3 separate regions of the Homo sapiens genome follow, and all the other regions are linked to region 2. A link is a loop called in an ENCODE intact Hi-C map of the cell type or tissue named here. Cell type or tissue: PC-9. All regions are shown on one strand. Each heading gives the region's core, and the rest is flanking DNA. Links, peaks and the distances in the headings are about the cores only.

The links. Hi-C counts contacts between places; a loop is a spot of excess contacts. Peaks named below come from ENCODE experiments on the same cell type or tissue, not always from the same donor. Only the 100,000 strongest peaks of a DNase experiment are listed, where the experiment ranks them.
Region 1: it touches region 2 in a loop (7-fold over the local background); 8 of 110 quality-filtered maps call a loop at or near these places.
Region 3: it touches region 2 in a loop (13-fold over the local background); 2 of 110 quality-filtered maps call a loop at or near these places.

The regions. Positions count from the first base shown.
Region 1 is chr1:221,333,776-221,337,381 of GRCh38, reverse strand. LINC02817 (long intergenic non-protein coding RNA 2817) reads left to right here and starts at 1,086. Exons shown (of 2, transcript NR_024236.1): 1 at 1,086-1,519; 2 at 3,397-3,606. All of the region lies in intron 2 of LOC105372932 (a long non-coding RNA gene), which reads right to left. RefSeq lists an enhancer at 757-1,956. In PC-9, for the core only: no CTCF peak of the experiment used is centred there; a DNase peak (open chromatin) is centred at 1,781; H3K4me3 peaks cover 357 bases; H3K27ac peaks cover 2,219 bases.
Region 2 is chr1:221,438,564-221,442,169 of GRCh38, reverse strand. The region is part of intron 3 of LOC105372932 (a long non-coding RNA gene); the gene reads right to left. Among named protein-coding and RNA genes, the nearest start is that of LINC02817, 100 kb to the right of the region's middle. RefSeq lists an enhancer at 1,267-2,466. In PC-9, for the core only: no CTCF peak of the experiment used is centred there; DNase peaks (open chromatin) are centred at 1,959 and 2,609; H3K4me3 peaks cover 279 bases; H3K27ac peaks cover 2,487 bases.
Region 3 is chr1:221,808,635-221,812,240 of GRCh38, reverse strand. No RefSeq gene overlaps it. Among named protein-coding and RNA genes, the nearest start is that of LINC01655, 30 kb to the left of the region's middle. In PC-9, for the core only: no CTCF peak of the experiment used is centred there; a DNase peak (open chromatin) is centred at 1,540; H3K4me3 peaks cover 444 bases; H3K27ac peaks cover 2,328 bases.

The DNA of each region.
Region 1 (3,606 bases), core at 594-3,093, 100 kb after region 2:
AAGATGGAATCTAAACACAAATATTTAAATATCTCAAGCTTGTATTTGTAACAATGATGCTATCAGCATACGGTTTGTGTGTTTATGCTTTGGAGGGAAGCAGGCAGGAAAACAGTGCCTTTTCTTCGGAGGGCAGGATAGTATCATCATTGTACTGCATCCTGAGGCTACTAGCATTCATTGGAGAAATATTGAGGCACAGGCACAGAGAGAGGCTGAAGAATAAAATGGTTACAACCAGTTTGTGCTAACCCCCAGCCCCCTAGCTTGTTGATGGAAAAATCAGCCAAATGACTCTCTGTTGACCTAGTCTTTGAGAGGAAGGTATTAGGTGGCAGTTATTCCTAAAAAGAGGTCACTATTAAAGACGACAAAAAGCAGCTGGTAGAGTCATTAACCACGGTGGTTTCAAAGCTTTGGTATTAATATAAAACGTAGTGCTTGTTTTAAACGTAACCCAGAATTCTAGAAAAGACTAAGAGACTAAACAGTCTCTGCAGATGTAAGAAAGTCTTATTTGAGAAGATACGTAATCACATATAAGGATAGTTTTTACTTTTTAAAACTGTCAGCTGAGAAGCTCACAAAAAACCTCAGAGCAGCTGATGGCAGGTAAGTCTGATTATTTCCCTGCAACAGAGAGAGAAACTGAGGCCTGGAACTCTACAAAAACTGTCTCCGAAACTCTTGGTGACAGAAGATGTTTCTGCAAATGGGTACTGCATGACACATAGGGCCCGGGGCACCTTAAAGAGAGAATCTTGATTTTTTTGAAAATGAAGGTAAATTAAAAATAAAACATATTCTTTTTGTAGAACATGAAGTAACTTTTGAATTCAGTTTATATGTTAAATGGCCCCAGTTTATATGTTGAACAGCCCCCAGGGGCAGTGCCATTGAAGGGGCTGGCTCAGGGTGGCCGGTCATTCTGACATTGTTCCCAGTTCTCCAGTATTGACCGTATCAGGAGAAAGGTTTTCACTTTCTCTTGGATCCTGACATCAGGGGGGAAAAATGCAGTGTCATAGAAAAAAAAAAAAAGTAAAGATCAGCAGACAAGAGGAAAAGTAACTGGTGAGTTTTGGATTTAGAAAAGTTTTGGATTCATCTGTTTATGAGGAGGAAAAGAGGCCAAGAAAAGGCAGCAATTTGTCCATGTGCTTAATTAGTGAGTGGCAGTGGCAGTAACCTGGTCTGCTGAGCTCCCTGGACTCCCTGATCCCAGCTCAAAATAGTTTCCAGTTTTCATCTGCCAGTTGCTTCGGAGGCTTTTCTAAGGAAGACAGTTCATAAAATGACCCAGAATTCATCCTCCTTAGGTGATAGGATCATTACTCCTTATACACCCCCTAGGTCTCAGCCTATGAACAAACACTTGTTTGTTTCTCTGTCTACCCTGTTCCAAACCACCGAACTGGATTTTGCCAACAAGAAGAGCTGTTTCCTGTGCCTGCCCCTGAGAGCTGATGGCTTCCCAGAGATGCCTCACAGTCCTGCGCAGACAGAGAGAATGCAGAAGGCAAGTCTCCTGGGGCCACTTGTGGACTCACGGTTTATAACTTCTTGGTTTTTTTATTGTTGTTGTTTTTTAAAGTCCTAACCCTTAGGCCACTGGCTAACTGATTTATCTTCCCTGGGCAGTGCTTGCCAGAGAGCGGTCACTATGGCCAGAAAGGGGAGGGGCTGTGTCTAAACTGGAATGTTGGAGGTTTTTAACATTTTATCTCTGTCACTCCCTACTGTAATCTCCATCTAACCGCAAAAATGTGGTAGCTTTGATCCACTGATGCTATCTTTCTCTATGTCCCCATACCCTTTCAGGAAGGAGCCTTCAATTCTCCAGACTGAGCTGCAGTACAACCTCAATACTCACCATAGTGAATTTCTCAGTCTTTTTCTCTTTGCTCCATGAAAGCACCCTGAATCTGAGATCTGGTTCAAAGGCTTTCTCCATTCAATCACTACTGGCTGATTAGGCAATGGCAATTTGAGCAATCTCTCTCTCTCTCTCTCACACACACACACACAGACACACACACACACACACACCAGTTTTCCACCACCAAAGGTCTCTTTTGTACAGAACAGTGACTCATTGTTGTGACAGTTTCTGCATCACTAAATGGAAACAATTGTAAGACATCCTCATCTTCCCAGGGCATGAGCTGCTTCAAAAACAGAGAAGCACAAAAGAAAATATTTGTATCTGGCAGTTTTTGCCATTCAGTCACCTGCTTTCCTACTTGGGTTCAGGAGCTGGCTTGATTCCTGCTGTCACCATGCTGGTTATGTGACTCCACTGTCTCCAAGAGACTCCCTTGATGGGGAACATGATTTTGCAACAACCATCCCTTGCGCTTTCTCCTCTTTTCTGGATGGAAATGAAGCATTGCTACCCTATGGCTTAAAGCAGGAGTCCCCGTCCCCAAATGCCACAGACCTGTACCAGTCAGTAGCCTGTTAGGAATCGGGCCATACAGAGGAGGTGAGTGGAAGGCGAGGAAACATTACCGCCTGAGGTTCGCCTCCTGTCAGATCAGCCACGGCATTAGATTTTCGTAAGAACGCGAACCCTATTGTGAACTGCGCATGCCAGGGATCTAGGTCACGTGCTTCTTACGAGACTCTAATGCCTGAGGACCTGAGGTGGAACAGTTTCATCCCGAAACCATCCCCCACCCAACCTCATCCATGGAAAAAATTGTCTTCAATAAAATCGATCCCTGGTACCAAAAAGGTTGGGGACCACTGGCTGAAAGAATTTAGACTAGGGGCTGCCAGTCCATGTTAACATGTGTTTAGTTTCCCCTCGGATGACTGCCCAATAAACTACCTGAGTGCCCTAGAAATCATAGTTACAGAGGCTCAAGGGTGATGACAATGTTCCAAGTCTCCATCTGTCCCCTTTAGTTCATTCAAGAAGTCTTTTCCCTAATGAGAAGAAAATGCTTTTTAAAAAAAGAAATAATTGCTACAAACCTGTAGCACACCAGCCTTAGGACATATTAGAGAAAACCTCCCCCATTGCTGGAGAGCTGGTTCTCAAATCTTAGCTGTTTATCCAAATACTTGACATCGACTTCCTCTTGGAATGTACTCTATCTCAAAGAGGAAGAAGAAATACACCAGTTTGTTGCTTATAAGTTGGCAGGAAAAGGCCTGCACATGATAAGCTTGGACTTCTATTTTAAGGCTTTATTTTTCCAAATAAATCCATATATACAAGGGTTTTGGAACCGAAATAGTCACTGAAAAGTTACACTTCATTGCCTGTTTGGCTGAAGCCAAGGCTAAAGTTCTCTGGAATGGGTTTTGGTAAGGCGGATTTCAGGTCGCAGTAAAAAAAACAAACCACAACAAAAACCTTTTCTCCCTATGTCTTGTCTTCCTCTAAAGCTGGCAAAGGATCCTCCACACGCAAGATCAGAGGACGTCCCAGATCATCTTTTCTTTGTGGATACTGCAGGTCTACGTGAAATAGTGTGTTTTTGCGGGGTGCTGTCCCTTAGGACAAGTGAAGGGCTGATGAGAAAGGAAACTGCGTGAGGTATCACAAAGCCATCCATGGGGCAGCCTATGAAAGTATGTTCACACGGAGGGAAAATA
Region 2 (3,606 bases), core at 486-2,985:
GCCACCTCATTTTCCATGTTCTCCTTCATAAATTGTTTGCTATAGTCAAACTGACTAATACGAAAAACTATCTTTAACCTCCGCCTGCATGTATTAAGTGGATTTTCTTAAATACCTACAACAACCCTGAAAAGTGCAATTGTTATTTTTAGTCTGTATATGAAGAACCAGTGCATAAGGGAAAGAGGTAGGATTTGAACCCTGAGTTTTTCCACTATGCCCATTTTTTTCCATTTTTTATTGTGGTAAAATACACATAAAATTTACAGTTTTTACCATTTTAAGTGTACAGTTTAGTGTTACTAAATACATTCATAATGCACATCCATCACCCCATCCATGTCCATAAATTTTTGTCCTGTAAAACTAAAATTCTATACCCATTAAACAATGACTCCTCTTTCTCTCCTCCCCTACAGCCCCTGAAAAACACCATTCTATATTCTGTTTCTATGACTGTGATTTCTCAACTATATCATGTAAGTGGAATCATGCAGTATTTTCTTTTGATGAGTAGCTCATTTCATTAGCATCCTGTCCTCAAGGCTTATCCATGTTGTAGTGTATGGCAGGATTTTCTTCCTTTTTAAGGCTATTTTGTTTATCCTTTCGTCCACTGATGGACATTTGGGTTGCTTCCTTGTTTTGGCTATTATGAATATGGCTGCTATGAACATGGATGAAGTAAATATCTCTTTGAAACCCTGCTTTTGGTTATAGACCCAGAAGTTCCCACTAAGCCCTTTTGCTTTGGATTCCCTACGCAGAGCCCTCTAATTGGACTTTTACTTTCCTGCCTTTGAGCTTTTCCTTTTACTGCGCAGCCTACCTGGCCTGTCCTATTTTGGTTCCCTGCCTATTGAAGTCCTGTTTATTCTGCAAGGCTCTTCTATTTGTACCTAGCCCAATGCCTTTCACACAGTAGGTGCTCAATAACTAATATATAGTTAGATATATCTTTGCCATATCTGTGCTAAAACAACATAAAAAGGTAGGAGGCAGAAATGATGTCTTATTATCCCTTATGGCCTGCACACAGTAAACAGTTTAGGAAAAGTTTATTAAATAAATAAAGTCCCCATGCCCCCTGGAACAAAAGGTATGCAGGGCAGTGTATTTCATGGGCTGTCCAAGACCTCATGTCAGAAACGTATGTTTAGGCAGCAAGAACACACAAGAGGCAAGAGAGTAAGAAAGTACGCTGGAAAATTTTGCTAGCTGGGTCAATTCCAATTTGGCAAAAACAAGCCTTCTGCTTTTTCTCCAGGGTTCTTTCTCCCAGCATCACTTATTAATGCTAATTAGTCAAGGGTGTGCCATGATGCAGAACACTTGTGACCCATAAGGATTAGAGAGAGACTGTCATTTCTCAAATGACCCACGAGAGGCAGCCAGAGGCAGTGACGGGGAAGGAGAGGAGGGGAAGAGGAACTTCTCTGCAAAGAATCGCACTAAAGTAAGTGCAAGTAAAAATAAATCCACATATAAAACAACTGTACAAATGTTAGCAGTATTTTCACAGCTGGGTTTCTTTGCCTAAAATACTTAGCACTTACTTTAGAAAACTCACTTCTAAACATAAATGGTCTGACTGATCACAGAAGCTGAACCCTGATACAACTCTGACTTTGAACTTGACTTCTGCCCAGATGGGAATAAAAATAATGACTTCTTCTAAGTAAGAACCTTAATTGCCATGAATTCACACCAGACTGTGGTGGGTGACCTTTACCTCACATATGAGGAAATTAAGGTAGGGCTTGGTTTAGGAAGCTAGATTCATAACAGTCAGCATATTTATATCCAGATTAGGCAGGACTCTGGATTTAAAACACTTTCCCTTGGAAAACACCGACTCTGTCTGTTTCCATGGCACTAAAAACACCCCACTTGAATAACTGCCCAGTTACTTATCATAGCAGGATTAGTGGTCTTCTCAAGGCATCTGCATTCACATTCCTGGTATTTATTTCCTGTAGATATTGGTTTCAAAGACTGATGCCACAGGACATGAATAATCACGGTGACTCACTTTTAGGGACTTTCCCCTGGGGAGTGCCACCTACAGAGCCTCAGAATGAAGTGGGCACATATTAATTAAAATATGTTTCATCTCCAAATGACTATGACAGAAGCTATACTGATGAATATGACAACTAAATACAAAATAATACCGCAATGACTAGCAATGATTCAAATATTGTGCTCATGATGTTATCTTTCATCCATTTATTTAATAAATGGATTTATATAATGAGTGACGGGACTTCTATGTGTCAGAGTGCTGGTTAGGACAGGCCATGTTTCAATAAATTTACAACCCAGCAGGCACTGTTCCTATCAACTAATGAGATTTTTAAATTTAATATTTTTTGGTCAAAGCAAGGGAGTCTTCAAAATTACCAAAAAATATATTTGGTAAGGAAACAGTAAACAGAACCAATTATTCCTTCTTGGTTGAGTTAAGAAAACACGCTTTGTGCTTACACTTCCCATAGTGATCAGGGATTTCTCACCCCTTGAATTTCTGTAGCATAAATTGTTGACGTCTCTTCACTTCCCTGTCTCATTTCCTTGCCCAGGTGGTGAGCCCTGTGCATGAGCCTCTGCCTGACTCATCTTTGTATCTGCAATGCCTCACACATGCCTCATATCTCCCCGCCAGGCAAGCAGTGTTAGTGAAAACAGGATGTCATCAGTTCAGTAAAGAAGAGATTGACAACAAACTGTGAATAGAAAAGTCAAATAGGAATGCATTGGCCTTTAAAAAAATTATTTTCCAAATTATCCTATAGTAAAGTTGACTTTTTTCTTTGATGTACAGCTCTATGGATTTCCACATATGTATAGATTTGTGTAACCACCACAAAGAGGATACGAAACAGTGCCATAACCCCCCAAAGCTTCCCCATGCTGTCCCTTTATATTCACCCCTCCCTCCACCATAATCCCTGGCAATCACTAATCTCTTCTCCACCATTGTGCTTTTGTCTTTTGAAACTGGCATCTCTTACTCAGCACAGAGTTATCTAAGTTGTTCTTTTTTATGACTGAATAGTGTTCCATCATATGTGGTATCACAGTTTATTTACCCTTTCACTCATTGAGGGACATTCAAGTTATTTTCAGTTTGAAGCTACTGTGTAAAAAAAAAAAAAAAAAAAAAAAAAAAGCTACTCTGAAGTTTTGTTTATCAGTTTCATGTGAACATACATTTTCATTTTCCTGGGGTAAATACTCAGGATCGGCCTTGTGGAGTTATAGCGTAGATGTATGTTTCACTTTATAAGGAAACTGCCAAGCTATTATCCAGAGTTGCTGTAGCATTTTCCAATTCCAGCCATCATGTATGTGAATTCTACTTACTCAGCATCCTTGTCAACACTCTGTGTTGTCAGTATTTATTTTGGACATTCTTTTTTTTTGACGGAGTCTCTCTGTTGCCCAGGCTGGAGTGCAGTGGTGCGATCTTGGCTCACTGCAACCTCTGCCTCCCGCGTTCAAGCAATTCTCCTGCCTTAGCCTCCAGAGTAGCTGGGATTACAGGCGTGCGCCACCACGCCCAGCTATTTTTTTTTCTTTTTCTATTTTTAGTAGAGATAGGGT
Region 3 (3,606 bases), core at 594-3,093, 370 kb before region 2:
GTTTCATCTTTCAGGAATATCAGGAGTATAGCAGCAGGTGACAGGGTACTTTGCAGAACCAGCAGAGGGGTGTCACCTCACACCCCAGGGAGCCATAGTGTCCCAGTGTGGAGGCAGAAAGGTAGAAAGGGGTCATTGGAGTAGCTTAGAGTAATCTTGTGAGCTTTAGGCTTAAATCAGCTGACTGAGCAGGGTCTTCTCTTCCACTGTTCAGGATGAGGCTATGCCTGGGGTCAAAAAGAAAAAGCCTCCAACTATTTTACATTGGCAGCTATGAGGATGGAAAAAATAGTAGTGATGGTGTTTGTTTTTTCATTAACAGGTTAACCTGACCATTGTGGGAATGTCATTAAATATTTTTCTAAGATATAATTTTTACTGACTAATGCTTGTGCCATTACTTAAACCATTACCTTAAATTGTTTTCTAATATAAATAATTCTGAGATGAGCACCTATGAATATATATTTTCTCCCATCACTGAAGTGAGATTGCTGAATCAAACGATGGAAGGTTTTGAAGACTCTGGATACAGTTTTCTAAGTTCCTTTCTAGAAAATTGTGTTAACAAACGCTCCCAAGAGCAAGGCAGAAGAAGACTGATAAATTTGTTCTTGTGACTTTCTCAGGATGTGGACTTTGGAGAAGTAATACCTGCTGATCCTGGACTTCTGAGAATGGGTGTTTATGGGATAAGATGGGAAGGTTTTCCAGCCTCCTTTAGGGAGGTCATTACCTTCAAATGAAAAATTGAGGTCACACTAGATATACATACACATAGAAAGTACAATGAGGAAATGAACTTCAAGTAGGAAATCAAGCAGGAAATAAGTCAATGATGGACTAATCTCTCAAAGTAAGTTGTTCTGGGAGCTCTGAGAGAAGGCATAAGGGGTGTGTATCCAGCACCTGATGCCAAGACAAGCTTTGCTCAGATGAAGACAACACACAGCCTTTCCACTCCTTTTGGGTTGATTGTGTCCCATTTCTTCATTATTCTTTTCTTCATTTAACATTAATTGAGCACATGGTGTCAAGCACTGTAAAACAAAAGGGGGTGCAAAAGTGAGGAGTTCTCAGTTCAGTGTGTCTTTGAGTAAAGACGGGACTAGGAGTAGATCCCAGATGTGCTAACAACAGTTCCAGTATGATACCGTATCTCTGGAGATCAAAGCAATTATCCCAGCATAAATTTAGGAAAGACTTCTGAGATGAGGACACTTGAAAGCAGTGGAGGCCAAATCATCTTTGATCACAAGGAGAAAAAGAGAGAGGGCATTCCAGAAAAGCACATGCTAAAGCATGGAGAAGTCAATGAGTCCCACATGTTTGTGATTGTGGCAACATAGATCATGGTAAAGGTGGGGGCAAGAGGACAAAAAAGGTCAGAGGCACAGTGACAAGAAGTGAGGCTGTAAAATAAGTCAGTTTCTATTGCAAAGTCTTTGTATTCCATTCAAAGGGCTTCAGCCTGTCCTACAGGAATGAGGAAGCCAGGGAATGTCTTAATAGATGCCATTTATATAAACCCATATTTCTGGTATAACTGGTGGCAGAGGAAATGGGCTGGAAAAGATGAGAGCCTGGAATGGGAAATGACTAAAGTCATGACATAAAGACATCGACATGCATAGATTTTGTGGTTAAACACATTTTTTAAACAGAGGCAGAAAGAAGAAAGTGTATGGCAGAAATGACCAGAGACCGCAGATGAGCTCATGGTGGACAGTGATGAAGTTTGAAGCCAGGGTAGCTGTCATTGCAGAGAATGAAACATGGCCAAGAACTTCCTAAATATTAGACTAATGTCATTATTTTTTCCTTACCTATGACAGCTGATGAGCCAGTGTGATCTATGATCTTTCTGGGTATTTTATTAAGTTTTCATCACTGTGCTGCCTTTGCAATCCACTAGCCTCAGGGAACATTTGAGACTTGAATTTGAAAATGACATTCACAAAATTAGATATTCTTCATGTGTGTGTGGTGTGTGTGTGTGTGTGTGTGTGTGTGTGTGTGTGTGTGTCCTTTTTTTTTCTTTTCCTAGCTCCAAACTGTCTTCAAAGGGTTATAAAGAATGGGGTCTTTGAGTCCTTTAACCTTTAGCTATGAGATAGCTAATTTTTGTTCCCCAAGCAAACATGTCAGAAATGACTCCCTGTTTCTTTATTATTTGCAAATATATGTTCTTTTATTCCACCCCCTTTCCCCTTGGGAATGAAGGGCCTCCTTGGATGGGCCTTAGGCCCAGGCTCTCAGAAAGTTAAGAAGGCTTTGGAGGGTGTTCTGAGGGCAGATAAATGGACAAAATAATGGTGCAAGGAGACCGTGTTGGAGAAAATTCAGTTAGGCAAGAAGCACCGAGGAGTTCGACCCGGGAGGAAGTCCAGTGAGAGCTCTGGCAATGTGAAACCAGGAAGTGACCTTTAGTTAATCAAGTACCGAAGATGAGAGGGCAGACATAAGACTCAGACAAAAAAAAAGTGATAAAAATCATTCTGAAAAGGGAAATTCTAGTTCTTTGTTCTCTCTTCTTATCATATAATTTCTCAGGCTCTCTCTGTATCGCCGGAGGAACATGAAAAATTTAATTAATGACTCGAACATTTTCATGTAGGCAGAGGTTTGGTTTCCTGTAGATAAGACATCTGGTTAATCAAGTGAACTTTCTCCTTTTCATCCGTGTTATGACACTTGTATATTATGTGGCCACATGGTATTTACTAGCTCACTTCCATCTCTATAATTTGCTTTGCTCCGTGTTATTTGATCTGGACCAGCAACTTTAAGACATCATGTCTACCTCATCAGCTATGTCTGCTCCCAACCAAAACCAACTGTGGGCCTCTGACACCTTCATATTGTTCGTAGCTTGAGACTCTAGCCCCTCCCTCTAGCCAGCCTTATGCTTTCTTCCTGCTTTAAATTCTTGCTTTCAACCTTGCCCACAATTGGGATTTTGCTGTAGGTCACACTAAGACCACAACTCATGATGTGCTGTTCAATGAGCAGAGTTTCCTGTGGTCTCCCAGATGACACTTGAGCATGTCTCACCATGCCATGGATGATTTCCCAAATCCAAGTCGGGGACATTTCTAGAACCTCATGACATAGGCAGACCCCCTACTGCTGGCTCTTCCAATTGTAAACATGTAAGTCATGCCACAACCCACTTAGCAAATATCTCAGTGGCCTCAGGGCTGTGCCCTTGAATGGATTACACTGCTCTTGGATGTTCCATAGGATAAAAAAATCACAAGAGAAAAAGAAAAAGTCTGGAGACTTGGAGAACAAAATGCCATAGAAACAAGTCTCTTCACATCAGGAGCTCTATAGCTGAAATCTGCTTCCTTCAACTCCCAACCCAATGCCCTATCCTCAGCTGCCAATCCAGCAAGAACACATTTGTACAAATGTGATGTGGGCTCACTCCTTGGGTGGAACTTGCTAGAAATCTCAAGCAGTGAACAGTTTCTGAAAGCTTAAGAATACCCATTTTAACTTTACCTCAAAAAGGTTAAATGATAGAGTAACACGGACAGAGAACAGACTCTAGGAAATGTGCAAGAAGTAAGCTCTCTTTCTGTTTTATTCAGATATGAGTTT